Regions from separate parts of the Homo sapiens genome. Here region 2 is linked to region 1. Evidence: chromatin loops called from intact Hi-C (ENCODE). Cell type or tissue: dorsolateral prefrontal cortex. All regions are shown on one strand.

What was found. A loop is a pair of places that touch in the nucleus more often than their neighbours do. Peaks named below come from ENCODE experiments on the same cell type or tissue, not always from the same donor. Only the 100,000 strongest peaks of a DNase experiment are listed, where the experiment ranks them.
Region 2: a loop joins it to region 1, with 2.2 times the contacts of the local background. A loop is called at or near these places in 2 of 110 quality-filtered maps.

The regions. Positions count from the first base shown.
Region 1 is chr2:120,595,250-120,597,749 of GRCh38, reverse strand. No RefSeq gene overlaps it. Among named protein-coding and RNA genes, the nearest start is that of LINC01101, 130 kb to the right of the region's middle. RefSeq lists enhancers at 1-238, 2,430-2,500. In dorsolateral prefrontal cortex, no CTCF peak of the experiment used is centred here; DNase peaks (open chromatin) are centred at 554, 1,063 and 1,339; H3K4me3 peaks cover 922 bases; H3K27ac peaks cover 1,812 bases.
Region 2 is chr2:121,079,081-121,081,580 of GRCh38, reverse strand. No RefSeq gene overlaps it. Among named protein-coding and RNA genes, the nearest start is that of TFCP2L1, 200 kb to the left of the region's middle. In dorsolateral prefrontal cortex, CTCF peaks have their summits at 1,013 and 1,215 (motif pointing right); a DNase peak (open chromatin) is centred at 1,220; H3K27me3 peaks cover 1,138 bases.

The DNA of each region.
Region 1 (2,500 bases):
CGCATTTGTCCCTAACACGGGAGCCCCCACACAGCCCTGCTTGGTGCTTCCATGGTATGAACCCCCGCTACCAACACGGTGCTGATCCCAGAGACATCCAGACACCCGACAGTCACCGCTGACCTTTGAGGTTTCCTGCCACTGGATGCAACTGGTATTTTTTCTTCTTATTTGGGCTGGGTCTAGGGTATGATTTAGCACACGCTATGGAAGATGTGACTGAGTATATGTGTGGGATACTGAGGTCTGCCCTGGGAGCCCCAGGCCTGTGGGGACACAGCAGCATCTCTGGAGCGGAGGAAGAGAGAGGCTGACACAAGGCTCTCCCCCTGGGGCGGAAGAGCTGCCCCAGAAGCTGAGAAACCTCCACAAAACAAAAACAGTTTGATTCCATCCAGCAACTGGTGACTTATTAGCTGCATTGTTTTCAACATCACCCCTGGCCTGAGCTCAAATGTGGCTTTATTTTGCAAGCGGCTTTGTGTGTGGAGACACATCCGGGGTTGATAATGTTGCAGACTGGGATATTTTGGTTCTTTATTGAAAGGGAAGATCTTACTGCCACCGGGCCCCGCCTCACCCTCCAGATTGGAAACTATGTGACCCTTACGATGGGGTCCCAGCTGGACACCTCGAGCCAGATTTCCAAGCTGAAAGGAACACTGGGCCTCCGGGGCCAAACACATGCTCTGCACAGCTGGTCCCGGTGTTTTGTCCTGTCCGTTAAAAACAAAGCTTACACTGAGCAAAGACTTGCTTTCAAATCAAATATTTGTTGGCACACACATGTGTCCTGTTGGTTAGGAAACATATTTTTTTTGCTTTAAAATTAGATTTCCCTGGAAAGAACAATGGCAAAATCAAAAGAGACAAGTGTTTGGTGGGGCAGAGAGAACAAAATCTTTTGCCCAAAAAGTCTTACGGTTTGGTGAGCGCCAAGCTGTTGGCGGTGCCTGCTTCCTTGGCTGGTGTCACAGGATGGGGTTTGCATTTGTCGAGAACAGCAAAGCTGCCACCTGGGTCCCACGGTGGGGCCCTGGTGCAAGGCATACTGGAAGCTGCGTCGGAGGCAGTGTCTCAGCTCTGGCCAGCCTCTGTTCCTCCCGCCTGGCTGTGGCGCTGCCTGAGGGTGCCCCGAGGGCTGGGAATCGCTGGAATGATCCTGGATGTGAGGGTTCTTAGACTGCTCCCCCCACACAGCCGAGGACTCTGCCACACTGCTGCCCTGAGGAGGGCCAGCACCTCCACGCAACCCCGCTGCTCTGGCCATAGCTGGGGAGGCCAGCCTCAAAGATTTGACCCAGGGTAGTTGTCAGTAGCCTGGCTCGAGTGTGGCACAGCGCCCAGGGTCTGTCCAGCCAAACAGATGCTGTCTCTTGGGGCTTTGGGCAGCAAAATACACAGAGAAGGATCCAGAGAGCAGAGAGACTCACAGAGAGCTGGCAGTGAGCAGTGGCCGGGGAGCAGCAGGAGCCACGGAGGGCCACACCATCCTGGAAGGGCAGAGGGTGGACCATGTGGAGGGCCAGGGAATGGGAAGGGCAAGGGCCTGAGACAGGCAGTGGAGGCCAGGCACAGGCGACAGCCAGGACTGTGGCCGGGCCTCTGAGCTGCTGCCAGGTGACCAGAGATGCTGTTCCATGGAGAATAGCTCCTGCAGTTGCTTTTTTGCATAGACTGAAATCTAAACTACCTGCTCATACATGCTTGAGGGGACATTTTCAGGACTTGGGCTCTAAGGAAGGGGAGAGATGAGAATAGTCAAAGTGTACTCACAGACAGCTCATTCCTTCTAGAGTTGTAGTCCCTTCCCCACCTCTTCCAGGAAGCCCTCCCTGACCACCTCCCTGCCTACAATCCTCGGCCCTCTCTTTCCATGGGGTGTCCACAGAACTTGTTCCCAAGAGTTCCCAGCCTCCTGCTGTGGCCTAACTCCTCAGCTTCATGTTTTACTCTAATCCCAGCCATGAGCTCCCTACAGGCAGGAATGGTTTCTGGGCATCCCTGGAGCACTGAGCGCAGGACTCAGGATGGCTGAGGCTCAGTGTGCACTCATAGGTGGGATGGAGAGTTGACCTGTACAGCTCATGGGTGGGGGCCTACCTGCAGACCTTGTTCCCTCAAACAGGGAACTCTAGCCCTAATGCCCTCACAGACAGGGACAGGAACTCTCTGTGGCCTCTGCTTTTCACAGAACAAAGAGGGGGAGCCCTGGGCCTCCACCAAACACCACGGCTGTGAGGAGAACAAGACAGGGGCTCCAGCCTCCAGCACACGGCTATGCATTCCTGGGCCAGCCGCCACCCTGCTCCCCAGCCAAGTCAGGTTGTTTTTGCCACCCCACACCCCCAGGGAGCACAGAAATCAAATTCTGATCTTCTTGAAATAAGCATCTGTCCAGTTGCATTGAGCTCAAAGGTTCAGTCCACCAGGAGCACCTGCTTGGTTCTGAGACCTGGCCAGCCCCATAGGGTGGGCATGCAGGGCCCTGCACACCAAA
Region 2 (2,500 bases), 480 kb before region 1:
TTTACGCAGCATTCTAGCCTCTCGTTCTCTGCCACACCCATTGCCCCACTCACCCCGCCCTCTCCACTCACTGGAGCTGCCCAGCATCCTCATCCCTCTTCTAAGCAACATGCCTTCCTCCCCATACCCAACATCTTTGCCTGGAATGAGTTTTCCTTGCCCAACTCTCTACCTATCCCTAAGGCCCAAGTAAGGGGAGAGGGAGAGGAAGTAGGGGGTAGGAGTGTTAGATTGTATTGATGACCTACGTTCTAGCCCCTCAAGAGGCACTTGACATCTGGTCCCTCAAGGACTCTACTCTGTGGGACATTCCTTGGCTAAACTTGTCTCCTAGACTAATTTCTCCCCCACACGCAGATCCACCAGTCAGGCTTCCCCCATTACCTCCAGGCACCCCTGGAGAAATTTGTCCCCACCCACCCACCACCAAGACTTGAGTCTTATTCACCAGTGATCAGTGACTCACTTTAAACCAGCGCTATCTGAGACGTAGGGCGCCAGCAATCGATGTCATTTTAAATTTTCTAGGAGCCATATTTTTAAAAGGAAAAAGAAACTGATTATTCAACAGAACATATCCAAAAATGATCATGTAGACGTGCGTTTAACATAAACACTTATTAATGTGGTCCTTTACTTGTATTTATACCGTCTTTGAAATGCAGTGCATATTTTACACTTTGAGCTTATCTCCATGTGAACTAGCCACTGTTGGCTGCACCTGGTCAGTGGCCACCGTCTGGAACAGTGCAGGTCTAGACTTTCTGTAATTCCCCTGGATACAGGGCACAGCGTTCACGTGGGAAGTCTCAGGTTCCTCCTCAGTGAAAGGGTGATGGCAGCGGTGCCTACATCATAGTGCTGTTTGGGGCAATATAAGTGTTCCATGAATGCTGGCTGTTGGTGGGCATGCGTGTCTGTATGCTCACACTGGGGTGTGCGTTAAGCATTGCCCTTGTCAGGTGAACTACTTTCAAATTGAATTTCCCTTGCTTACTCACTTAAGAAGAGAGTATTGCACATCTAGGACATGTCAGGTGCTATTCTACATGTTGGGTCACAGTGAACAAGATGGACACACTCTCTGCCAGGAGCGGGCGTAACACTGCAAGTTTGTAAGCCTAGAGATTCTGCTCAGCCCCCTCCCTGCACAGCTGCCCTCAGGGTTTCCAGAAATGCCCACCTAGGCCACCTCCTTTCTGGCTGTAATGTGGAGAAATGGACACTAGGTGGCGCTATTTGGCCACGTTCAGCTTTCAGCTCCTGGCTCTCTTCCGTCAGATCCCAGACCTTCAAACTTCCAGCTCCAGATTTCCCAAGACCACCAAGACTGAGACTCCAGACTCTCCCCAAACTCCTGTCTCCTAGACTCCTCATCTCCCAATTCTGCACCCCCACACCCTGTGACTTTCCATATGCTAGATTTCTAAGTCCTCAAACCATCCCAGAGTCCCAGACCCTTAAGACTGAATTCCAGAAAGCCCCAGACTCCATAACCTCCAAGCCTCCAAAACTCTCAGAACCAGATCCCCCAGGCCCCAACACCTCCAGCTTCCCAAACCCTAGTCCTTGGACCCCAAACCGTTTATCCCTCCTACCCTCCAGACCCTCAGACCCCTAGACTCTACAAACCCCTACAAACTGCCCTCAGTCTTCAGATCCTTCTAGACTCTTTACACTCCTAGGAACCATTACAGCCCCAAAGCCCCTCAATGTCCTAGACCCCTGGACTCTGCACACAGATACAGATCCTCAGGCATCAGGCCTTCCCAGACCCCTCAGATCCCCCAGATCCCCCCACCCCAAGATCCGGGACTCAAGACTCTCTCTACTTCCCAAAAGAGTAGAGCTTAGTGCGGGGACAGTGGGCGCTGATCACCCTCTGAAATGGAAAACAGGGCCCCTGCCTCCACTTGGCAAGGTCCCAAACACTGAAGCTCATGAATGCCACAGCTGTGAGGGACCCCTATCTTGCACGGATGAACAAATCCAGGCCCAGAGAGGGCAAAACTCTTGCTCAAAGCCCCCAGCATGTGAGTAGCTGAAATCCAGACCTGTGATTCCTGGGCTCACAGTAAATGCTCAACAAACGCTGGCCATAATCAGTGCATTGCTATTACCCACGCACTAAAGCACCTGTGGCCTAGCATCGGCCCAGCCTGATCTCTCGGAGGCCCGATGTGGGACCATTCTATCTTCCGGGGACTGAACGATCAGAACACCACCCAATTTAGCAACATCTGCAAATTTAATTAACAATCTGTTTATCTTCCTGGCTGAGCGATTAATAAAGGTGTCAGGCAGAACAAGGCCCTACACAGCTCCCTGCAGTGCACTGAAAATGCCCCTCCTTCTGCTCAAGGGGCCTGGCCATTTATCAGAGTTATGGGGAGGGATGGGCTTGCAGGAACCAGAATGCAAAGGCGGGGGGGACAAAACAGGGAGTTTCTCAGAGTCACCACCCAGGCATCTTGCCCTTGTTCAGCCACGCAGCCAGTGA